Regions from separate parts of the Mus musculus genome. Here all the other regions are linked to region 3. Evidence: chromatin loops called from intact Hi-C (ENCODE). Cell type or tissue: heart. All regions are shown on one strand.

What was found. Peaks named below come from ENCODE experiments on the same cell type or tissue, not always from the same donor. Only the 100,000 strongest peaks of a DNase experiment are listed, where the experiment ranks them.
Region 1: a loop joins it to region 3, with 3 times the contacts of the local background. A loop is called at or near these places in 11 of 42 quality-filtered maps.
Region 2: it touches region 3 in a loop (3-fold over the local background); 12 of 42 quality-filtered maps call a loop at or near these places.
Region 4: it touches region 3 in a loop (12-fold over the local background); 38 of 42 quality-filtered maps call a loop at or near these places.
Region 5: a loop joins it to region 3, with 3 times the contacts of the local background. A loop is called at or near these places in 11 of 42 quality-filtered maps.

Annotation. Positions count from the first base shown.
Region 1 is chr2:128,941,288-128,946,287 of GRCm38, forward strand. Zc3h8 (zinc finger CCCH type containing 8) reads right to left here and starts at 2,733. Exons shown (of 9, transcript NM_020594.2): 1 at 2,561-2,733. The coding sequence starts at 2,637. In heart, no CTCF peak of the experiment used is centred here; DNase peaks (open chromatin) are centred at 2,504 and 2,794; H3K4me3 peaks cover 1,581 bases; H3K27ac peaks cover 1,167 bases; H3K27me3 peaks cover 223 bases.
Region 2 is chr2:128,750,764-128,755,763 of GRCm38, forward strand. Mertk (MER proto-oncogene tyrosine kinase) reads left to right here. Exons shown (of 19, transcript NM_008587.2): 6 at 1,144-1,259. Among named protein-coding and RNA genes, the nearest start is that of Mertk, 54 kb to the left of the region's middle. In heart, no CTCF peak of the experiment used is centred here; DNase peaks (open chromatin) are centred at 2,878 and 4,708; H3K27ac peaks cover 3,128 bases.
Region 3 is chr2:128,696,323-128,701,322 of GRCm38, forward strand. It overlaps Mertk (MER proto-oncogene tyrosine kinase), which reads left to right and starts at 2,593. Exons shown (of 19, transcript NM_008587.2): 1 at 2,593-2,781. The coding sequence starts at 2,724. Gm39931 (a long non-coding RNA gene) reads right to left here and starts at 2,180. Exons shown (of 5, transcript XR_001783466.2): 1 at 2,092-2,180; 2 at 1,493-1,594. In heart, CTCF peaks have their summits at 1,923 and 2,122; DNase peaks (open chromatin) are centred at 1,969 and 2,509; H3K4me3 peaks cover 2,334 bases; H3K27ac peaks cover 2,400 bases.
Region 4 is chr2:128,815,306-128,820,305 of GRCm38, forward strand. Tmem87b (transmembrane protein 87B) reads left to right here and starts at 2,998. Exons shown (of 19, transcript NM_001355629.1): 1 at 2,998-3,198. The coding sequence starts at 3,034. In heart, CTCF peaks have their summits at 2,192 (motif pointing left), 2,393 and 3,060; DNase peaks (open chromatin) are centred at 2,746 and 3,866; H3K4me3 peaks cover 2,624 bases; H3K27ac peaks cover 1,823 bases.
Region 5 is chr2:128,932,968-128,937,967 of GRCm38, forward strand. It overlaps Zc3h8 (zinc finger CCCH type containing 8), which reads right to left. Exons shown (of 9, transcript NM_020594.2): 3 at 2,345-2,579; 4 at 232-365. Among named protein-coding and RNA genes, the nearest start is that of Zc3h8, 8.6 kb to the right of the region's middle. In heart, no CTCF peak of the experiment used is centred here; no DNase peak of the experiment used is centred here.

The DNA of each region.
Region 1 (5,000 bases), 240 kb after region 3:
GAGCCAGTCCTCGCCTTTCCTTTTTCTAAGCTTTCATCCTCTGTGATATCCTTCAATCCTCCAGCTTCTAATATCATCTTATACAGCTAATTCCAATATCCTTGTCTCCAAATCCAAGCCCTTAACAACCAAACAGCCAACTTCCCATTCAACTGATTTACCTGGATACCCACCATGAAAACCACCTTTCAGTAAGACTCTTCCTTAACTATCTTCTTTACCACACAATCCTTATTATTCCACAAATACCTCCTAACTCCTCACCCACGTTTTCATTTCCTCCATGGCTTTCATTATCATCTAAACTTCGTATCTGTGGTCCACCTCAATAATACACAATTCATGACCACCTGCATTTCTCTGTATTTTATTCATTTACTTTTCTATCACCATGGCCCTGAATGACGTGTCTTCTGCCAGTAGAGGTTGTTTTAAATAAATGAATATTCCTATCAGGAACAAAGTCACCCCTGCTTCAAGCTGGAGACATGGCTTAGTAGTTAAGGGCACTGGCTGCTCTTCCAGAGGACCTAGCTTGATTTCCATCACCTATTTGGTGACTAACAACCACAGGTAAGATTACTTTCCTCTTCTGGCCTCCAAGGACAATGGACACACCTGGTGCAGACAAAACATTCATACATATAAAATAAATTAAACAACAACAACAAAAAAAAACCAAAACATGTTTTAGTGCACTGAAAAAAAGTTTACAGGCAAAATCAAAAGACAAACTAAGAGAAAAATACAGAAATCTAAAACCTTGAAAAAGACCTAAAGGCAAAGTGAAAAGCAGGCATACAAACACACACCTTACTTTCAGACCCGTTTTCACCTATCTTTTGGCCAATCCAAGTATCCCTTACATATTTCAGCCAAACTTTAGTAAGTGGGTATATTGTTTTATACATGTTTGAAGTGTTAACTATTTTTTTAACCTTACTCAGTTCTCATACATGTTAAAAATTATAATTCATTTCTCTTGTTGTTCTTACATGTTATCACCTGCAAGTAATGTGTCCATTTCTTCACAGTATCAACAGGACTTAATTTCCATGAATGATTCTGCTTTAGAAGCTGGGTGATGAACTCATATGTAATGAAGTAACTTGAGCACCTTAATCCTCTATGCCTCAATTTTCTCATCTGTAATGTGAGACCATCACTTTCTTCTTAAGGTTGATGTGAAACTTTTAGTTTCACATTAGGGTTGGCGAGATGGCTCAGCAGGTAAGAGCGCTGACTGCTCTTCCAAAGGTCCTGAGTTCAAATCCCAGCAACCACATAGTGGCTCATAACCACCCGTAAAGAGATCTGACGCCCTCTTCTGGTACGTCTAAAGTCAGCTACAGTGTACTTATGTATAATAATAAATAAATCTTTGGACCGGAGCAAGCAGGGACTGATGGAGCAGGGCCAACTGGATTGAGAGGGGTTGACCAGAGCGAGCAGAGGTCCTTAAAAAAAATTCAATTCCCAACAACCACATGAAGGCTCTCAACCATCTGTACAGCTATAGTGTACTCACATACATAAAACAAATAAATCTTTTTTAAAAAAAGTTTCACATTAATTACACAGCAAAGCTATGGTAGCCCAATTAGGCTAACAGTTTCCACTAAGGTATTTGAGACTGAGCAGTGAACATATACATATATCCTTTCCCCTTGAAACAGTGTTTCCCCTATGTAGCTGAGGTTGGCTTGGAACCTGCTATTTAGACCAGGCTGGTCCCAGTCTCCCAAGATCTGCCTGCCTTTCAAATGCTGAGATTAATAGGCCCAGCCCAACACTGTAATGTTATCTTAATGAGGGTGGAAAAAAACTCGTGAAGGATGTGTCAAGGGTTCCACTGAGGAAAGAGAGAACATAGAAGACAAGGATTTAGGAGAGATGGAGTTTGAGGGCATTATCAACTCAAAAAACTAAAAAGTGGGCCGGGCAGTGGTGGCACATGTCTTTAATCCCATACTTGGGAGGCAGGGTCAGTCGGGTTTCTGAGTGAGTTCCAGGACAGCCAGGACTACACAGAGAAACCCTGTCTCGAAAAATTAAAACCAAAAAAAAAAAACCAAAAAAAAAAACCAAAAACCAAAAAAACCTAAAAAGTGAGTGGGTATCTGCACAGAAATCCCGCACTCTGACTAAGTACGAGATTAACAACACGCTTTTCCAAATTAACAGAAAAACTAAGCCGAAATGATGCTTGCTGCTTTATTCTGGGAGTTCTGGTTCAGGATCACTGGCAGAGCAGTCTATGTATCCTTCAACTCTCGAGGTGCCGGCAAAGCCACCTCGGAGGTGACTGACAGCAAACACGTTAAGCGCACGTGCAAGGGGAGCAGCCGGCCCCTGGGGGCAGATTCAGAGGCTGGGGCCTCCTCCCGCCGCCCGGCCACTGCCCTCGCCCGCAGTCCCTACTCTGACTTCCACCCCACTTCCCCTTCCGACCTCCCCGCTCCGGTCCCGGCCCACGCGCCAGCCAGGGCTCGCCGGTTTCCAGGAGCGAGGGGGCGGAGCCCAAGCGGTGCCCTGCAAAGGACCAGAACGTGGGGATCACCTTTCCTCAGGGTCGGCGGCCGGTTTTTTGCCGAGGGCCGGATTGGGGGGCTTTGAAAAGAGATTTTCAAAATCCATAACTCAGACAGGGACCGTTCCTCTCCACGCCGAGCAGGTACTGAACAACCAGCGAAGCGGAGGCTACAGTCGCGCCAAGGGCCACACGCTCCGCCCAGCGCACGCGCACGCGCTCGCGCTCATGTTGCTTGGGCGCGACTCCGCGCGACCTGGCCAGCCCTACCACGCATGCGCAGTTCTCACCGTTGGTGGGGAGGCTTTCGGTGCCTGAGCTGCGCACGCGCAACTCTCTGTACTTATGTCCGATTCGTTCCTTAGTGCAGCACTACAATGTCGTTAAAAAATTAAAATAATCTTTAGGATTCTTCTTTAGAAAGCTGTGCTATTTTTATATGTACGAGAGAGAGACAGAGAGAATGAGTGCAGATGCCCGCGGAGGCCAGTTATTGTAACCCACCTGACATGAGTGTTGGGAACAGAACGCAAGACCTTTATGTTTTAACTATTGAGCCATATATCTCTTCCAGCCCCTTTAAAATTGACAGGTGACCAAGCAAAATTAATTGCACAAAAAGGAACCTAGACGATCTCTTCTGAGTAAACACATAAATATATTTAAAGCAGGCAAATTCAATAGAAAGTACTAAGTATTAAGACTATTTGGGGGTGGGGGGGTGGGGGGGTGCAGTCTTAGAGACCTGCAGATGAAGATGCAAAACTCTCAGTTCCTGCTGCACCATGCCTACCTGGATGATGCCATGCTCATTCCTTCATGATAATGGACTGAACCTTTGAATCTGTAAGCCGGCCCCAATGAAATGTTGTCCTTATAAGAGTTGCCTTGGTCATGATGTCTGTTCACAGCAGTAAAACCCTAAATAAAATGGAAGCTGGTAGCCGGGCGTGGTGGCGCACGCCTTTAATCCCAGCACTTGGGAGGCAGAGGCAGGTGGATTTCTGAGTTCCAGGCCAGCCTGGTCTACAAAGTGAGTTCCAGGACAGCCAGAGCTATACAGAGAAACCCTGTCTCGAAAAACCAAGAAAAAAAAAAATGGAAGCTGGTACCAGGGATAGGTCTGACCATGCTTTTGTTTGGAAGAATGTTGATTTCAGGACTTTGGATTTGGAAAGCGGTGGAATGTTTTAAATGGGGCTTAATGGACCATCCTAGTAGGAATATGGAAGACTTGCTGAGAATAACTGTGCAGACCAGGCCCAAGAGGTTTCAGAGAAGAATTTTCAGTTTGTGGCATAGAGACTGTTTTTGTGGTATTTTGGTGAAGAATGTGGCTGCTTTTTGCCCTTGTCTGAGAGTCTATGTGGGGCTAAGGTAAATATATATATTAATTGCATTGACAAAGGAAGTCTCAAAAAAGCCCAACATAGACTTTGTTCTCTGGTTAAATCTCATGAAGAGGTTTTTTTTTTTTTTTGAATAAGTGTAGCAGGCTTTGAAAGGAAAAATACAAAATATGTGGTTGACATTAAAGGGGCACCAGGAAGTGAAATGGAACTGAATCTTATGTTCAAGGAGGTTAAATTGAATTAAGGAAGTGTTGACCTTAGGCCAAGATCCACACAGCAAAGTACAGGTCTTTAATTCCAGGAGGCAAAGACAAGCAGATCTCTGACTTTATGTCCAGCCTTGAACAGAGCAGGTTCTAGGTGAAGAAAAGTTTTAAGTCCAGGCATGGTGATACATATCTTCAATCCCAGCATTAAAGGAGACAGAACCATACAGATCTCTGAGTTCAAGATCAGTCTACAGAGCAAGATCCAGGACAGCCAAGCTTAGGCAGTGAAGGAGTTGGAAAACAGAAAGCTGGTGATAATGTCATAGAACAAGAGGGTCATGTTTCAGCTCCTGCAAGCAGCATAACTCTGCAGTTTCAGCCATGTGGCTCTGGCTTTAGAGTCCAGAATAGAAGGGATTACTGGGACAATTGATGCTAGTTAGCTGGAACTAAAAAATTAGTGCTGATTAAGAAGAGACCAGCATCACTGAGGTGAAATCTTCCAGGTAGTGTTTTCTGAGAGCACAAAGAAGCTGTGTTCCAGAGATAGCCAAGGTTGTACCTCATGCTGCAGCTGTACTTGGTAATGTGTAAGAGTCACCAAGGTAGTACTGGTTTTGAAGGCATGAAGGTGTCATGAAAAAACAGTTGAGTCTTGGCACTGTGAGGCCGTGGAAGGCCATTGGTGATAGTGCAGCTTCCGTTGCAGTTGATGGCCCAGGACTGAAGGGGTCATGCAAAGGAGTTGAGGTTTGGCACCATGAAGAGCCTATGAGAGGCTCTTGATGAAGCCTCATTGCAGCAGGAGACCTCAATGTATTAGAGATGCCAGTACCATGGGATGATCACCAAGAACAGCAACAACAGTGGAGTGGATCAAGCTGGAGAGTGCTACAGAGGGCAGAGCTA
Region 2 (5,000 bases), 54 kb after region 3:
CCTGTCCTTCAACTCCTGCGTAATAACAGGTATTGACACCCAAAACTTGGAAGGGAAGGAAAACCCACAAGCAAATTATGCTGTATTTAATCTTTATGTCGTCATTCTTTCTCACAGAAACTCAAACATGTTTTATATTTTACTGTCACGTAGCTCTTTAGATAGAGAAGATGAAATGCTGGGTTCATGGTTCTTTCCTACTATCCTCAGGAAATCACAGCAACACAAAGACATGTTGGAATATGCTGAATGATAAGTTAAAGGTTGGGCATGCAGAGAAGGGGATTTAAAACGACGGAAGGAGTTCTAAAGGATTCTGATTTCAGTTTCGGTAAACGGACTGGATGAAGGATATGACATAGCATTTTGTAAAGGTTCATTGCCAAAAAAAAAAAAAAACAAAAAAAACAAACTAAAAGTGACTCCTGGAGGAAGTGTATAACTTCCTTCCTTTTCCACAAATTCTGCTATTACAGTTTCAAAAGGCATGCTGGGAATCTCAGAAATCCATCAGTGGGTGTAGACTTATAAAGACGTATTTACTAAGGCTAAGGTTTAAACTTCTCCGAGTTTAGACATGTATAAAATGGGAAGCATTAAAATGTGTGCTTCATGTAGAATCTCATCTAAACTTTCTTTAAAAACTCTATCCAAACAAACAAACAAAAAAAAAACCAAAAACCTCTATTCTATTTCCAAAGCTTGTGGGATTTCTATGCGTTTATTTTAAGACAAGGTGGCCTTGAACTTCCGGTCCTTCTGCCTTATCTCCCCAACTCTGAGGTCAAACTTGTGTTTCTGACTGACCTTCATTTATCTTAAAGCTTTTTCCAGAATAACCAAGACCCACTTTGCCTAAGCCAGTGGTTCTCAGTCTCCTAATGCTGCCGTCCTTTAACACAGTTCCTCATGTTGTGGTCACCCCCAACTACAAAATTATTTTGTTGCTATTTCATAACCATAATCTTGCTACTGTTATGAATGGTAATATAAATATCTGTGTTTTCCAATGTTAAGCGACTCAGGTGAAAGAGTTGCTTGACCCCCAGAAGGGTCACGACCCACAGGTTGAAACTGGTTGATACTTGAAGCCTCCTGTGGTTTATAATTGTGATGGTGTGTGTGTGTCTTCTTTTTCCATAGTAATCCCCTCCCCGCCCACTGAAGTCCATATCCTCAACAGTACAGCACACAGCATCCTGGTCTCCTGGGTCCCTGGTTTTGATGGCTACTCCCCACTTCAGAACTGCAGCATTCAGGTAAATTTCCAAAATGGAGAGGGAAGGTGCTGAGTGGTGCTCTCTGACTTTCCCTCCTCCTCCCCAGGGTAACCTCTTCCACTCCCCCTCCGTGTCCACCATCACGGGCTGTTTTGATTCTCTGGCCACAGTGCTCCATTGTGGCCCAGGACCCAAGCAAGGGAGAAACATGTTTCCAAGGACAAAGGCCATGAAACCAGGGATAATTCTTTATAAGTTACATAGACACATCCCTGAAGGAGAGCTGGTTTGTGACCAAAGGTCCAGGAGGCTCCACACCTCCCAGAGTGACTTATCCTGGGCTGGTGTTATGGAGGACAGTCATGTGGGTCATGTATGCTGATAGATGAAGCCCCTTAGCTAACATTGTCTCTTGGGGAAAAGGGGGTTGGGGGTTGGGTTTGCTGGACTTGTTCAATCATCAGTTCCTTTTAACATTAGCTAAAGTTACTATGAAACAGGGTTGGGGAAAATATGGGTAGGTCACCCTAAATGATACGTTGTTGTGGTATAAGCTGTATACTCTTGAGTGTTCCTTTCATGAAAACACTATCAGTAACATTGTTATTTAACAAGAGCCCACTGCAACCAAGGCATTCTTCAGATACCTCTTGCTTAAAACAGCACTCACCAAGTCTGTGAGTGACAGGACCAGAAAGAATTCAGGCCCTGAAGATCTGATGCCAAGCAACATCAGAGCTCAGAGGTCCTAACTCCATAGTCAGATCAGACACTGTGTAGGAGCTAGTTAGCAGTCACTCTTGGACTGTCTTCTAATTGTATGAATGTATTCTACCTTGTCCATTGTTATGCATAGGAATGGAATTACTCTTAATTTCCTGAATATCTAGTTTTCTCATTAAAAACTCATTAACCTGTGTATGTGGGGTGGTGGCACATACCTTTAATCCCAGCATTGGAGGTGGGGAGAGGCAGAGGCAGGTGGATCTCTGAGTTAAGGCCAGCCTGGTCTACAGCGTGAGTTCCAAGATACCTAGGGCAACACAGAAACCCAGTATCAAGAAATAAACAATAAGCAAACAAACAAAAGTCATTAACCAGGCCAGCAAGTTGCCACACAAGCCTGAGAGCCTGAGTTTGATCCCAGGGTAGGACAGAACAGAGTCCTGAGCATCCTCTTCTGACCTTTACTTGTGTATCATGGCACATAAGTGTCCCTCCCATGATAATAATACATAAATGAATGAAATTAGATTTTAAAAAGACAAACAAATTAACCTAGCATACTTGTCATGCCAACTCAGTTTGGAGAAGTGACTTCCAGAGAATTTTGTGTTGATCAACCAGATGTTTTTCATACCAACTAGAATTAAGTTCACTGTCCTTGGTGCCTCCTACTCTTATCTGACAGCTGTTCCTTCTCTGAAAAATAAAAACAAACATTATCCCTAAAACCGTCTCCTCGCTGTACGGCTCCCAGCCTTGCTTGGCTCCTGCCTGACTTTGTATGTGAATTTCAGTGCAGTCCTTATGCCTACCGTCTCTCACCAGGAAATCTAATCAACTGATTAATGATTTTTTTTTTAAAAGACAGAGTCAGCTTCTTGTTGTCTATAGTGCCCTTCCTCTCACTGTTGCCAAAAATAACCATGAACTCCTGTTCCTCCTGCTTCTGCCTCCAAAGGGCAGTGTGTGCCGCCACCATGCCTCATTGGAAAAAAATGTACTCTAAGTGTTTATGCTGCACATCTGTGCTAAACATTTCCCTGTAGACATGGCGTTAGCTGTGTTCCAGGGCAGTTTTGATTTGCTGTATTATCATTCATCTCAAGGGGTTTCTCCCTTGGTTTGATTTTGCCTATTTTGTTTTTCTCTCTCTTTCTTTCTCTTTCTTTCTTTCTTTCTTTTTTCCTTCCTTCCTTCCTTCCTTCCTTTCTTCCTCTCTCTCTCTCTCTCTCTCTTTCTTTCCTTCTTTCTTTCTTTCCTTTTTCTTTTTTTTCTTTTACTTTCTTTTTATGTGGGCGCTGCTGATTTGCATGTGGGTCTCCATGCGTGTCCAGTCAGTGTTCTTATCCACTGAGCCTCTTTTTTATTTCTAACATTCCATTAGAAAATACTTAGCATGATTTCAGTCATTTAGCATTTATTAAAGCTTGTTTAATGACATAGCAGATGTCCTATCCTAGAGACTGCCGAGCACTAGAGATGGGGTAAACCAGTTGTAGAAATGTTCTCTGTGTAACAGTTTAGCCTGGTTGGTTCGTTGTCTCACTCTGTCTTATATCCTGTTTGTCTTCTGTCCTAGTATATACTTCTATCTGTAACTATAAGTGAGGAACCTAGGTCTCAACTCTCATTTTTTAAGCCTTTCTCCCTTTAACTCTACCAGTTTTGCTCTATGGGAGTTCAGAGCTCCATTGTTGGGTACAGTGAGGAAATGGTGTTAGTGTTTGTTCTTCGGATATAGCTGGAGTTATAGCCAGCCTTCTGAAAAGCTAAACTGAGGAGCCAGAGAGGGTATGGCAGAACTTCAGGGAGACTCTGAGAGAGAATGGCTCACACTGTGACCTCTTTGAGAGAGTGAGTCTCTGGGTAGGTGTGAGGAGGGGAGGGACAGCTGAATGGCTGGAAGTGCCAGGTCACTCCGAAAGGTGAAGAGTCAAACACCAGCTTCACCCAATCTCTCTGACTTTGCTGTGGCTTTGCATAGCTGTGGACTATATAAAAAAGCATCCCAGGGCAGACAAGGGTAAGCTCCCCTCGGCCACCTTGGACCATGTGGTGCCAGATGTGGTCATTCTGCACTCAAACCATCAGCTAGCTCGGCTCCCCTTCACTCTTTCTCCCTTCTGCCTTTGGTAGATGAGCAAATGACACGGAAAAGCCAATTAAATGACACAAGCAATCTTGATATTTACCTAAATTAAAACCTGGGTTTCATTTTTCTGATCTTCACATTTAATAGAGTGTCCTTTATCTCCTATGATGGCCGCTCATGGGATCTAGAAATTGCGTCCAGCATGTCAGTCCCTTCCCAGAGGGACTGAGCATGGATTTTAGTTCATCACCATTTTAAACTCGGTAGCAAATGAATGGTTTGGATGGGATTCAGGGCTGCACACTTTCCGGACATACCCTTTCACTTCCTTTGATCCTGACTAGAGTTTCTTTCTTCACCCATTTTTTTGGAACACATGTTCCTTTTCTATTTTTAGCTCCCTCATGTGCCTCTTGCCATTCTATGCCCCACTTTTCCCCAGGGTCCACAGAGGAGGGCCATTTTAGAAATCTGACTTTTTTCCCAAGAACCTGCCCGTACATGCTCACAGAAGGTTCCAGAACTGGGATTGGGGCAGAGAGCCAAAGGTTTCTTCCACCTTAGTTTTAGTGGTTGGTCACCAGGAAGTCAGTGCATAGTTTAATATGAAAGAACAAAAAGTCGTTTCTGCCAAAAAGTCACCCTAAGATAAGCACATGGCCCCTGTTTCTCAAACAGTGGTGGCCTCAGCCTCAGGCCAGCTGGTACCTTCCTGTCACCCACAAGGTCTGAGTCAGAGGTGGAATTCAGCCTTCACTCCACCCTCATGGCATCTACCAGGGGACTCCAAAATGTTCCAGAATGTCTATTTATGGCCCTGTGCTAAACTGCACGCACACCTATCCTGACATAACAGCACTGTATGCCCATGGCCCATGATCGTACCTCCTTAATAAGGGGAATTCGTTTTTTGATTAAAGATTTTTTCCCCCAAAATTGCTTTTGGTTGTTTCTGTTTTACC
Region 3 (5,000 bases):
CACATAGTTTGGTAAAAAGAAATGCAGTGATAAAATTACAATTTCATTTGGATGTATAGTAAGTAACGCTATATGCCGGCATGCAGCTTTTAAATTTTAGCTCTGTTTGCATGTTTGTGGAGGTGTGCAAGCATAACTGCAAGCTCTTTGACACATCTCTCATGAAGAGTTTATGGTGTGCGGCTTCAAGTATGGCTTGACATTGCTTTCACCCTGAGAGCCACTTGACCTCTGGCTAGGTCACTCAGCACCACACAGCAGCGGTCTACCTTGCTCACTGGATTGCTCACTCTTGGAGCTCTGAGCTCCCATGCCAGACTTCCTCTAAGCTTGTCTAGATCCTTTGGTCCAAAGTCCTTGTCTCCAAATCATGCCAGTGCAGGCAGCAGCTATGTAAATGAACTAACCTTTAGTTCAGGGCTTGGCTGGTTATGTAAAGGGCTGGATTATATGGCTTTGTGAACCATACAATCTCTGTAACGACTATTCTGCTCTGCCACTTCAGCACAAAACCACAGAGATAATATTGCCTATGATGGCTGTGTTCCAGTACTGCAGATGTACAAAGCCAGGCCACAGATTCTCAGGTCCCTTCCCGCTGGGGTCACTCCAGGTGCTAGATACTCAAGGTCACAGACAGAGAGGCCACAGAGAAAAGACAATCCATTTCCTCTGTCCAAATCTATGAATCTAATAAAATGGCCAGTGCTTCATTCCTACTGCATTGGTAGTAGCCTATAAAACAGTACTGTACAAGGGAGGCCCCATTAACAAAGACAGATTTGCGGCTGGAAAGTTGGCTCAGTGCTTAAGAGCACTTGTTGCTCTTGCAGAGGACCAGTGTTAAATTCACAGTACCCAACTGGTAGCTCACAAGTATCTGCAACTACATTCTAGGAGACCCAACACCCTCTTCAGACCTCCATGGGTACCCCAGCATACACATGAATGCAGTCAAAACACCCATACACATAAAACTAAAGTAATTAACCAGAAAGAAAAAAAGTCACATTTGTGTTGAACATGGTAGCACACACCTTTAATTCTATCTAGCACATGGAAGTCAGAGCAGATAGATCTCTGTGAGTTTGAGGCCAGTCTGGTTTACATAGTGAATTCCATTCCAGCTAGGGCTAAATAGTTAGACCTTGCCTTTAAAAGAAAAAAAAAAAGTGAGATTTAAGCAAGTCCTAGTGGCACACACGTGCAGTTCTAGCTACTAAGAAGGCTGGAATATTTGCACAACCAGGAATTCAAGTCCAGCCTAGGTAGCATAGCAAGACCCTGTCTGTCCTACGTAGATTTCTATTGTTGTGATGACCAAAAGCTACTTGGGAATTTATTTCAGCTTACAGTTGAAATGCATCATGAAGGAAAGTCAGAACAGGAATTCGAGGCAGGAACCTGGAGGCCAGAACTTAAGCACAAACCATAGAGGAACTGCTTACTGGCTTGCTCAGCTTGCTTTCTTATGCATCCCTGAATGACCTACCCGGGAATGGCACCATCCACAGTAAACTGGGCTCTTTCACATCAAGCACCAATCAAGGGTCTGTTTAATCCAGCGCTTCTGGTTTGATGTCCTCCTGCAGGGCTAGAGATGCAAGGAGCTTATTGTATCACAGTGCGTATGGGTCTGTCCTCAGTTTCAGTAATAAATACTTTAAATTTATCAGGGTGGTTTACTCTGGGCTCTAATGTGATCTTATCTCCAAAGAAAAACAAATCATTCTATTTCCTTTAAGAAAGCCTCATACGCCTTCCGTTTCTTTGAGATTCACAATCTGATGCCGTGGTTTGGGCCTCCCACCCTTTCCTGTAACAGCACTTTCTTCCATCCCTGTTTCAAACTCTTTCCTTACAGGATTCGGCTTAGTTCTCCCCGAGCTAACCTCTGGGGTGGAGGTTGCAAGATCTTGACGCCAGGGTCCGCTCTTGCACTCCGTTTCAGTAGCCAGGGGGAGGACCTGGCAAGCAGGGTGTGCTGCCACGGCGGCCACAGCCTCTGGAATGCAGCTGCTAGGACCTCTTATGCCAGTAGAGCCTGAACTGCAGAATCGCTGCCCCTCCAAAGCAGCTGGACCCACTAACCTTTAAAGGTCTTGGAGTTGCATCCGTCGCTCTCCACTAAATTCGGCCTCTACCCTTTCCAATCCCTTCTACCTACCCATACAGAGTGAGATTCCTCTGATGTAACCAAGTAGCCAGAGATCATCCTCCCGATTATTTTCTTTCTTAGCCCCCTCCCCTTCCTCTCCGTCTCTCGGTCCTTTTAGCTCAAGATGGTGGCCCTCCTTAGCTCTGTTCCATCTCCTCCAGCACCTCCCTTCCAGATTTCCTACACACTCAAGCCAGGGGTTAACCTGCTGGAGTTGACCCAAGTTCCATTCTGCCCCGCCCCTCCACCCTCCCTAGGGCTTGTCCTTGGATCCTCCCCTTCCCGCCCCCTCCTCCAGTTCCATCCTTCTTTGCTCTCTTTGCCCTTCCCCCTTCCCGCCCCTGTCCACTCCAACCTGCTGGCCCCTCCCGGGCCTGAGCCCTGGGCCCGCCTCTTCTAACTTAGGACTCCTGCGATCCCCAACTCCGCACTGCCACTCTGGCGCCTGCTGCCCGGGCGGCCGGGACTGAGGCGCTTCGCACGCGCCCTCGGCGACTGGCGAGTTTGGGACGTTGGTGGATACGTGCATCTGTCCGGAGAGAACTGCCAGATCCGCGGCCCCGCGATGGTTCTGGCCCCACTGCTACTGGGGCTGCTGCTGCTACCCGCGCTCTGGAGTGGAGGTGAGTGCAGGTTGCAGGGTCTCCGGGAGCTGCTACTCATTCCAGCGAGCCGTAGAGGGTTATGGGGGCTCCCTAGCCGGGTCTTGGGGTGCACGTCTTAGTAGAACCGATGGGAACCGAGAGCTTCCCATTACCACAGAGAAAGACCTCAAGCCCGGTTGGGCGCTCTGGGAGCAGCGAAGTTTGAGCCTTTAAGAAATGCAACTCAGGTCTGGCGTGGCATGCACCAAGAACTTTACCCTCAACACTGTCTAGCCTTGCCGAGCTTTGGCGGGGTTTCTGCGAATCATAGACCGAGGATTCCAAGGTAATTCCACGCCGTGAACCAATAAGTAGCTGCAAAAGTTGGATGTCACCGTTAGCGCGTGGCGTTGCTTGGAGGCTAGGTGTCCCGCCAGGGAAAGACTAGTTCTGGCTTCTCCCCTGGGCTCTGCTGAACATTGTGTTAGCCCTCCTTTGTAGGGACAGCCTGTCTGTGAGTGTAAGAAGCCTGCAAAAAGCCGAGGGGGACGATACGGTCCTTTCACTATTATTACTGTGGAGCGGAATCTTTTTTGTTTGGGTAGCACAAACAAGTGCTCAGACCACAAGTGCTCTCACAAGCGGTTCAATTTGACATGCTGGATTGATTAGCGCAAACAAGTATGGCAGGTTCCTCCAACAGATGACACTGAGGCACTTTGTAAAGAAGCTGCTGGGGGGAAAACAAAACAAGGTTTTTCCAAAAAGAAATAGACGCAGGAGGGGTTGGAAGACTACTATAAGCAAGCACATTTCAGGTATTGTTCCTTCAGGTATTGCTCCTGCCCTAAAAGATCTGTTTCTATTCGGAGTGTAATTTTGTCTCTTTGATCTTGAATCTGGTAGACTAAAGTTTGTCTTTTAAGGAAAGTTTGGTTTATGGTTTAGCTACAAACCTCATTTTTCCTCTCAAAGTTCATTTGCTCAAATGAGCTTTTTTTTCTTTTCTTTCCTTTTCTTTTCTTTTTCTTTTTTAAACAATTCTTTCCTTGCACATTAAATTACATAAGCAATTTGTAGTTTGAGGCAACGTGACAATTTGCAACAAACATCAACAGCCAAAAAACGAGCTAAGAACTGAGACCACTCTATTCTCCATTACTAAACCCTCAAAAGTTCCTCAGCCTTTCTGCCAGGACTGTTCTTAATAATCCGCTGAAAGTCGGGTATACTTTTGCTACTAGCCCTAGCAGGCCACGCGTCATTTTGGAGGCTGTGACTGTCATAAGCATGGGAAGAGTGATAGGAACCAAAGCTTTTGTTTGATATTTTTAAATCTATGCTTTATTTTCTTTTTGTTTTTGTTTGTTTGTTTGTTTGTTTGTTTTCGAGACAGGGCTTCTCCGTGTAGCCCTGGCTGTCCTGGAACTCACTCTGTAGACCAGCCTGGCCTTGAACTCAGAAATCCGCCTGCTTCTGCCTCCCAAGTGCTGGGATTAAAGGTGAGCGAGTGCCACCACTGCCCTGCTATGCTTTATTTTCTAAGTTTTGAAAACGTGTGATGAAGTTCTGTAGCTGACAGACATAGACAACCGTAGAAAGGCTTAAAATGCACGCTGAGAAAGAATGAAAGTTTCTCAATTTTTTTCTACCTGAATTGGAGCTGCTGAGAACGTGTTTCAGGAGTCCCAGTCTTTCCTCTCTGCTTGGCCCCTGATTTGGACCACGGTGTGGGGGGAGGAGGGAAAGGGGGCGACCGAGCTGTATAAGGGGCACACAGTGTCCCTAGGGAGGGTCAGATAGGGAAAGAGGATGAAGGAGAAGTTTGAAAGTGCATAAAAATGAAGCCAGTCTGGTGACTTCATCTGTGACTAAGATGTGTGAACCCTGAGAACAAACCCGGCTTTTAAAATGGTCGATTTTTTTAATTTTTGGTTTTTGGTTTTTCGAGACAGGGTTTCTCTGTGCAGCCCTGGCTGTCCTGGAACTCACTCTGTAGACCAGCCTGGCCTCGAATTCAGAAATTTGCCTGCCTCTGCCTCCCAAGTGCTGGGATTAAAGGCATGGGCCACCACCGCCCAGCTAAAATGGTCGATTTCTTAAATTGACACTAAAAACAAACATTCCAACTTATTATAAACATTTTTTCCAAGAACTCTAAGTGACCCCTCTTGCTTTTTGGAAGTAAGTAGGGTTCATTTGAATAAATGAGTGAATGAATTTTGTTCTTTAAGATAGTAAGCACGATATAACCGCCT
Region 4 (5,000 bases), 120 kb after region 3:
GTTTTTAGCACGTAAGTGGTGGAAACAGAGGGTTGTGAGTTCAAGGATTGGGGTATATAGTGAGACCCTGTCTCAATAAAGAAGAAAGCAGCATTTTGGCGCATCAGCTGTCAAAGCAGTCACCTTGGTGTCACAGGACACAGCAGAGCTTCCACTTTGCTTGCTGACTTTAGGGTGCCCAGGACCACCAGAAAGCACCACATCAGGCATCTCCAGCCAGGGCAAGATCAAAATTAAGAACAGCCTGTGCTGGGTGTTCAGTTTGCAATACCATAAAGCTGAAAACTGTGAGTCTAACTACCATAAGCTGGGAACCATCCATGCAAACAACGCAGCTTCCTGGTGAGGTGACTTGGGGACATTGCTCACATGCTTTTCCGAAGTCTCTCCGAGATTACATGCCACTTGCCACCGCGGTGGCTGACTGGATAATTACGTTGTCTCTATTGTCCACATTCCACTCACGGTCACATTTACTCACTGTCTGGGCTGATTTGTTAAGATTGGCAAAACAAAGGAACAGAACCTGGGAGGTTTAGAGCGCAGCGTGGAGCTCCTTGCGGTTGTGGGATCAGGAAGTCCAAGATTAAGTTGTTGACACAGATTCCTCTGACTGCCTCTATTGGGGGCTTGTCGCAGCTCCTAGGGTCTACAATGTCCTCCCCAGGCTTCGAATGTGTCTGAGGCTCTTGGATAGAGATACCAATCCTTCCGGATAAGGGCCCACCCTGAAGATCTTATCTCACTCTCTTTCTCTATTCACATTTGATGAGCTGGAGATTAGAACCTTACCGCATGAATTTCAAGAACGCTAACCTATTGCCATTTATGATCCTTTCCTGATGAACTGGAGTCTTACTCCAGAGACTGCTTCTAGAAGCATCTAAATTAAAGAAATCTCTAAAATATAAGGATTAAAAAAAAGCTATAGGCTTTTTAAATTAAAAATATGTTTTAGATTTACTTATTTATGTGTATGAGTATTTGGCCTGTATGTGTTGTGGACCAGTGAGATCAGAAGAGGGCAACAGATGCCCTGGGACTGGAGCAGAGGTTGTGAGTTGCCATATGGGTACTGGGAATGGAACCCGAGTCCTCTGCAGGAGTGGCCAGTGTCTCCAGACTCTTTTATATCTACACCCCAGGATGTGACCAGTGTCCCCTGTTCCATTAGCTCTTTCTGTGGTGCTGATTGAACCAGGGTCAGGGTATATTGGGCAAATACTACATCCACCCCCTGCTGATGGCCCTTTGCTGTGTTAGGTTTGATTGATTTTACCCTGGCCCCTGGCTGAGTGTTGTGGATGGAGGAGATAACAAATACAGCCTAACTAACTCAAGGAAGCAATGCTAGTGCCACTCTTCCTTGGAAATGAAATTACCCTAGAATAAGAAGCATCTAATTAACAAAAGTAATTACTCTTTTTTTTTTTTGTGGCGGCTCGTGCCTTTATTTTATTTTATTTTTTTAAAGATTTATTTATTTATTATATGTAAGTACACTGTAGCTATCTTCAGACACTCCAGAAGAGGGCGTCAGATCTCATTATGGATGGTTGTGAGCCACCATGTGGTTGCTGGGATTTGAACTCTGGACCTTCAGAAGAGCAGTCGGGTGCTCTTAACCACTAAGCCATCTCGCCAGCCCATAATTACTCTTTTAAAATGTTAATTACATTTTACTTATGTATTGAGTGGGAAGTATTTGGGGGTTAAAGAACAACATTCCAGAGTCTGTTTCTGGGACCTTGTGGGTAGTCAGCTTTGGCAGCAAGTGCCTTTAACCTCAGGACCATCTCAATATTCCATTTGCTCTTCAATAAGGTAAACTCCCTGTTTAGTCTATTACTCGGAGATCGATACCTCTGTGAGATATTTAATGAGCCGTAAGATACAGTTCTGAATTGATTACTGGTTTAATGGTCTCTATTAAAGGTACTCCTTGTAGTGTGGAATGTTGCTAGCAGAGGAAGCTGGTGACCAGGGCGATATTAGAACTTTCTAGAGATCCATTCCTCTCGATTTTACTGTGAACTTAAATGTGCTTGAAAAATAGTTAACTATTTTAAAATAAGGAAATTAGAGGTATAAACAGTAACTCCTACTGAATCTAATCGGGACTAAAAAAACACCTTCAGGAAAGATTCAAATTCATATAAAACATCAATTTCCTAGTGCCACCTACTGGTGAGACCTGACTATTGCTCTCGAAACAATTTTTTCCCCTTAGTTGACAAGTATTTTGTTTTGCTTTTAGACAAGCTTGTGCAGCTCACGCTGGTCTCACGCTTGCTATGTGGCTATAGGCTGTCTTTGAATTCCCACGATCCTCCTACCTCCACCTCCCAAGTACTAGGATCTTCATTTCTGCAACTTGTCATTAGAGTGCCCCATTATCCTCGGGGCCCTGCTCTGCAAGCTGACCTTTCAACTGCGTTGCAGCCAGGTCTTTCCTTTCTAGTTTCCCTTAAGGCCCTGCCTCTTTTTCCTCCCCCTCCTCTCCCTGTTCTTTTCCCCGCCTCCATCTTTCTACACACAACCTTCCCCTTAAAGCAGCTTCTAGTTCCGCCCAGGTTCGGCCCTTTTAATCTTGTAGTCCCGCCTCCACACTTTGGTTCCGCCTTCCCTTCTCCCGGGAAGGCCCCGCCTCCCTACCACGCCCCGTGCCCATAGTCCCGCCCCAATTAAGGTCTTGGCCCCGCCTCCACTCCCGGCCCCACCTTCTCAGCCCCGCCTCCACCCGGCCCCACCTCCCAGGCCCCGCCCCCTCCGTGGGCGGGTTTCCCTCTGGACTCTCTTCCCTTCCCTCCACACTTCCTCGGTTCCTTCCAGGCCTGGCCCTGAAGCCCTGCTCCAGGTTTGAGCCTATTTCCTCTAACAGCGCCTATCCGCTTCAGCCCAAGACCCCCTCCGCATTCACGCCCGTGCTCTCGTTCCCCTCGTGGGCACGCCCCTTCAGGGGCGGAGCTGAGCCAGGTGCGGCCCCGGGGCGTGGCCGGGTTCCGGGAGCGCAGGTGCGGCGTCCGCGTCAAGATGGCTGCCGCCTGTCGGTCTGAGGCTGGCCTCCTTCCCAGCCTCCTCTGCCGCCGGCCCGCCGGGGCCCAGCTGCTGCGAGTTGCCCTGTGTCTCCTGTGCTGGGTCCCGGCGGCTGTGGACGCAGTCCCCGAGCTCGGGCTTTGGACGAGGACGGTCAATGACGTAAGTGCTCTGTAGGGACTGAGGCGTGGCGCTTCTTAGGCTCCAGGGCCCTGGCTGGATAGCTCCGCCTGCGGACCAGTCTGGCCTTGGGCACATTCACTAGGGCTCTCTGGGACCAGCGGTGGGTCCTCTGACGCGCTTCTTGAGCCTTTTGTCTAGAGTGGGCTCTGGGAAGGGAGCGTCCCCCTCCTCTGCCTAGGCTTCTGGGAAGAGCGGTCCCACTGTGCTTTCCTAAGACGGCTTCCCTTTCCAAATGTTGTTGCTGCTCGCGAGGCTCTCCACCCGCCTCTCACTGTCCTGACACGGTGTCTCTAGATCTTGCTTTTGTTTCTTCAGTTCAGAGCCCCAATCTCTGCATTCCCAGCGGCATCGCTGGGACCGAATACTTCGGCTAGGTTACTACTACTGGGGCCACATCCACAAGGCCACAAGGTTTGTCTAGCCTTTCTGTTAGAGCATAAATTGAGTGTGCTCTACAGTCGTGCATAAAGTCACCTCGCCTCTCTTATTTTTCTTGAGTTTCTGTATATTCCTTAGTGTTCATGACTTCTGCGCGTGTCTGTGGAACAGGGTGTTTGCTTAAGAGTGTTTAAAGGGCGAGTCTGATGGATGAAAACTTCCGTAACTGGGCAGGCCGTTAGAGAACTTGACGTCCTGTATGGTTAAGAGATGATGTGGGAAGAAGGCAGAGACCAAATTGTGCAAAGTCTTGCAAAAGAGACAGGATATCGGGAAGCGGCCTTGTCTTGAGTCCAGAGTCAGATGACTCGCCCAGATCTGCTTGGGATGTGTGGAAACAGCGTCTAAGTTCTAAAGGTGACATTTATATTTATATTCCTTCAACCAAAAGTAGTATCAGAAGGTGCACATACTTCCAAACACAAAACTGCAGAGGCTCAAGTGTAGGCTTCATTCTGTGGCCCGGCTCAGTGTATTCATTGCGTTTGAGATTCTTCTGAGTAGGTGCCCAGTATTTTTTTTTTTTTTTTTTTTTTTTTTTAGCTGTCATATGCTTTGTTCAGGCTGAGTTTATTTCCTGTGTAGCTCAGGCTGGTAGTGTCAGCAGCCTTTTTTTGCAAAAAGCAGGATGATTATTTTTTTCTTATATCAAGTTGTCAGAAATGTATCTTTTAGAACAGAGAGAATGAAACATGTCTTTGTATACTTACCACGATAGGGCCTGCCCATCTCTATGGCTGTATTTCTCATCAATAAAAAGCAATGTTTGTTGAAGCACACTTTATGGTTTCCTGCTGCTTTTTTAGTGAATGCAGTTAAGCCGGTTTCCAAACTCAAAATAAGAGCATTGTGAATCAGCTCCATGAAAACTGTTGCTTGAGCATGTACCAAAAGATCTTTGTCAAGCGTACTTCAGATAGTAAGAATCCCACTGGGAAGAATGGCAGGTTCTTTTGACAAGCAGAGAAGTGTGTTTTTTGACTGTAGTTATGCTTTGGTCAGACTGAGTTTATTTCCTGTGTAGCTCAAGCCAGCAGTGTCAGCTTTGCAAAAAGCAGGCTGATTATTTTTTTTCTTAGAATAAGTTGTCAGAATTTGTCTTTTAGAACATGGAGAATAAGACTTTCATTTATGCGGGGCAGTGGTGGCGCATGCCTTTAATCCCAGCGCTTGGGAGGCAGAGGCAGGTGGATTTCTGAGTTCGAGGCCAGCCTGGACTACAGAATGTGTTCCAGGACAGCCAGGGCTACACAGAGAAACCCTGTCTTAAAAAAAAAAAAAAAAAAAAAGACTTTCATTTATGAATTCATCAGAAGGAAAAAAAAGGTTCTTTTAGCTATAAA
Region 5 (5,000 bases), 240 kb after region 3:
ACAGGGAAATCACAGAGGCTGAAAGTGGGTGCTGGCAGCCAGTGCTAAGAGGGAGGAGGCAGAGGTAGAAGGACGGCCAGAGTCAACTTCTGGTCAAGTCTTCACAGGTACAAGTCTCCACAGAACCCTGTATGTGGGATGCTCCTGCCTCCCCACATCACTGAGCACTTCCAGAAGCTGGAGTGAAAGAAAAGCACCCTGAGGACATCCTCCTAAAGTCAATTCCTGTACCTGTTCCCGGGAGCCACTGTTCTTCAGCAAGGCCCTTGACCCTTTGTCTCCAGTGCCAGGCCACTTTCGCTTCATTTTCTTCTGTTTAACTTTCTTGTGACCAGCTTTAGATTTTTTATTTTTTTGTTTAGCAGCTAAAAACAAGCAAGTTCATTTTTTAAAACAGCATAAAGGTACGACATCAGCTTAACCTTCAGAAATATGCCTTATAATAACGCAGGGGAACTCTGGAGCTCAGCAAAGGAAAACTGGTGTGACAGCAGCGCCCTGACTGTCTAGGAGCTTTGCTATATGAGGCAAAGAAAAAAAGAGAATTCTAACATCCCAATTTCAAATACATTGTTTTTGAAAAGAAGAGTTTAATGAGAGACAAAATCAAAACAATTAAGCAATCTTGCCAGCCACAGACCAGAATATTTTGAAGATATAAGCAACTGACTGAGATAATTAGAATGACTACAGTTTTACAAAAAAAAAAAACTACAGAGGTTTAGGACCTCACATATTAGATTTTTTTTTTCTCTTGAAGATATGTCATAAATCTGAGGATGGTGGTAAATACTTGCTGCTGGCTGGTTTTTTTTTGTCAACTTGACACAAACTTTAATTATCTGGGAAGTCAGTATAACTCCATCAAACTGCCTGCAGACAAGTTTGTAGGGCATGTTGTTGGTTAATGACTGATGTGGAGGGTCCAGCTCACTGTGGGTGATACCACTCTGGACAGGTGGACCTGGATGGTTTAAGAAAGCAGGCTGAGAAAGCGCTGCTTACTGGCTTGCTCCTCTATGGTCTCTACTTCACTTCTTGCCATGCGTGGCTTCTTTCAGTGATGGACTGTTTATCACTCAGAAATATGTAACATGACTCCATCCCGTTCCTCCTCAAGGGCTGCATGGTGGTTTATCACAGCAATAGAGAGCAAACTAGGACAACTGTAAGCCCAGCACTGAGGACACTGAGGTTGGAGGATCAGGAGTTCACAGCGAACTTTAGGTACACAGCAAGATTTAGACTACCTGGGCTAGATGAGACCCCGTCTCAACATATCACAAGACCTGCAACAAAGAAAAAAGAAAGAAAAAAAAAAAAGAAAATGTTCCATATACACTAAGTTTACCTAGAGATGTACTTTGAATAGAAGAAACACTTGGAGGAAACACAGTAAATGAAAAACATTAAGCATTTCATTTAAATTGGGTGCTTGTGGCACACAGAACTTGAGAGGCAGAGTCAGGAGGATCTCTGAATTCAAGGCCAGCCTGGTCTACAAAGTGAGTTCCACGACAGGCAGGGCTACACAGAGAAACCCTGTCTCAAAAAAGAAAAAAAAAAAAAAAAAGAAAAGAAAAAAAAAAAGAGAGAGTGAAAGAAATGAAAGAAATGAATGTCTATGGCCAAATCCCATTTTAGCAATTTAAAATAATAATTTCTAGCCGGGCGGTGATGGCACACGCCTTTAATCCCAGCACTCAGGAGGCAGAGGCAGGTGGATTTCTGAGTTTGAGGTCAGCCTGGTCTACAGAGTGAGTTCCAGGACAGTCAGGGCTATAAAGAGAAACCCTGTCTCAAAAAAACCAAAAAAATAAAAAAATAAAATAAAATAATAATTTCAATTTAAAAAATAAAAATTAAAAAAAATGAAAAAGAAATACATTTCCATGCTAGGGATATGGTTCTGTGGTGGCATATTTCCTTAATACATATGAGGACTGGGTGATCAATCCCCAGCAATTAAAAATATATGGACACAGACAAGCACGATTATCCAGTCAGTCAATTCTTTAAATGAGAGTCATACGAACAGGCACAGCCTCATCTTTCATACATGCAGAAGCTGAGGATTCAAATTTCTTCTGATAGAGACACAGCCTTTGATAACTCAGTAGCAGCTGCCTAGTGTCTCCTACAAAATACGCATTTATATGTCAAGCAACCAAGTCTTGGATTATGTCTCACATCAAGCAATCTCGTATCTGACATAAATAAAGAACAACAAAAGTCACCTTTTCATCATAAGAGAAAGAGCAGGTGATAAAACACTCATCCAAATACAGACAACCACCCCAACTTCTACAAATGAACTTTAAGTGGTAAACAGTTTAGCGCTTACTCTGCTGGGTACCTTCTGCTCCTGCTTTCTTCACAGACTCTTCAGGAAGTAATGAGGGTTGAGCTGCGTTTGCCATTTCTTTGGCTTGTATGTACTGTTGAAGCTCTTTGTCAAAGTTATCTTCTGACCCCTGGCTGCATGTCTCACCATCACTATATGGGTCATAGTCCTTACTTCTTGATTTTTTACGTAGCAAACTCTTTGGTGATGTTGCAGCGTTTCCAAGGTGCTTAAACTAAGTAAAGATGAAAATTGAAATTTCAAAACTTAAGATATATAAGGAATAATGGTCATTAATTGACCATTATTGCATTTGCATGCATGGGTTTCATATAGCATTCTCTACACTCTTTTTTAAACACCTTATGTTTTTGCAAAATTGAAAATGGGCTGGAGAAATGACTCAGTGTTAGGAGCACATAGTACTACTCTTCCAGAGGACCCAAGTTGGTTCCCAGTACCACGTCCAACAGCTCACACCTGCAGGTATAGCTCGAAAGAATCTGATGCTTCTGGCCTTGAAAGGCAAACCAGCACTCAAGTGTACACACATACACACAATAAAAAAAATAGTATAAATTTTAAAACACATACACAAAAACCAACCAGCCAACCACAAGGAAGCCAAGGAAGATGGCTCAGTCATCAAGTGTCTCTCTTACGCAGGCATGAGAACACAAGTTCAGACCCCTAGCACCCATGTAAAAGCTGGGTATGGTGACCTCATAGCTGTCCCTAGGAGACAGAAGTAGGTGAATGGAGACAGACAGATCCAGGAGTTCACTGGACAGTGCATCAAGTGCACCAGTAAGCTCAAGGGAGGGAGGGAGGGAGGGAGGGAGGGAGGGAGGGAGGGAGGGAGAGAGAGAGAGAGAGAGAGAGAGAGAGAGAGAGAGAAAGAAAATCTGTTTCAAAGTAGAGAACAATCAAGGAAGCTACCTAGCACCAACCTCTGGCCTCCACATATATGCACATACATGTACATGAATGTGTACACACACACAGAAAACAAAACTTACAACAAATAAACTACAATGACATTTGCCTTTAATGATAATTTGGAGAAAGATTGTGAATTTGCACAAACGTATTTACTTGTCTGTAATCCCAACATGAGGGAAGGCAGGAAGAGCAAAAGTTCAACGAGAGGCTCAATTACGTAACTCAAGGCCAGCCTGAATTACACAAAATCTTGTCTTAAAAAAATATGTGTATCAGCTCTGGTTATTAAGATGTCTGTACTTAGCAACATGGGTACATATAATGCATTTTAGACATAAAGTTCTTTTGTTTTTTCATTTAACCAAGTCAGGCCCTTGCTATATAGCCCACCCTGGCTTAAAACCCCCAGCACTCCTCCCACCCCAACCTCTCAAGTGTAGGAGTGAGCCACTGCAGCCTTTTTCCTTTAGCCACCTGGCTTTATAAACTTATAAAGTTAAGTTCCACTGGAAACCGTCATGCCCATTTGTTTAGAAGCTGTTTCTGCTGTTTTTAGCTGTGACAAGACTATAACCCACAGAGTCACCAAGATTCGCTAACATGCTTTACAAAGAAGTTAGCCTACTCCTAGCAACAGACAATGGTTTTAGTCTCTAATTTATTTAGTGGGCAAAGAGGTATGCTAAGATGTAAGACTTCACAAAGAAAAACTATGGGACACTTGAGGGTTCTGTAAGCAAAGAGCTTGCTTTACAAACACAGGGCCTGAGTTTAAGCCACAGGACCTACCTTAAGAAAAAAGCAGAACATAAGAAATAAGAGAATCCATGGGGCTCACCTGATAGCAAGACTAGCTCACTTGGTGAGTTCTGGTGAGAGACCCTGTCTCAATAAATATATTACTTACATAAACACACACACACACACACACACACACACACACACACACACACACACCACAAGTGAATAATGCCTGAGGAACAACACCCAAAGTTGTCCTCTGGTGCTTTCAGTAATGCAGACAGATATAGACACACACTTCCACACACATGAGCTTCTGCCAACAATCACACACATAAAATGCTTAGAAAGATTTAAGACAAAAACTATACAATATTCTAAAGATTCTAATTCCCCTCTAAATAATCTATAAATTTTATATATTTCCAATGAAAAGCCTACCAGGACTACCTGACAAATTAATTTTAAATTTATATAGATGGACCTATATATAAGAATAGCCAAGAGAAGCTGGGTAGTGTGGTGGTACACATCTTCAATCACAGCACTTGAGAGGCAGAGACAGGTAGGTTCCTAAATTTGAGGCTAGCCTGGTCTACAGAGAAAAGTTCCAGAATATTTAGGGTTACACAGAGAAACCTGTCTTGAAAAAAAAAAAAAGAGAGAGATAACCAAGATACTTTAAAGAAGAAATAAACAAAGGTGCCAGGTCTTGCTGAGGAAGGATAAAATAATTCAGAGGACAAGACAGAGAGTTGAGAAGACTAAACATTAACACTTGATTTTAACAAGAGTGACAATGTAAAACCACAGGGACAAGACAGCCCCTTACTGATAAACTAATGGTCCTGGAACAATTAGGCATGATAATAACCAAATGAATGGGAAGATGGGTTGCCTGCACACCATAGAGATTATAAATTCCAATGTGAGAAGGTAAAATAAAGCTTTAGAAAGTAATGTAAGACAATAG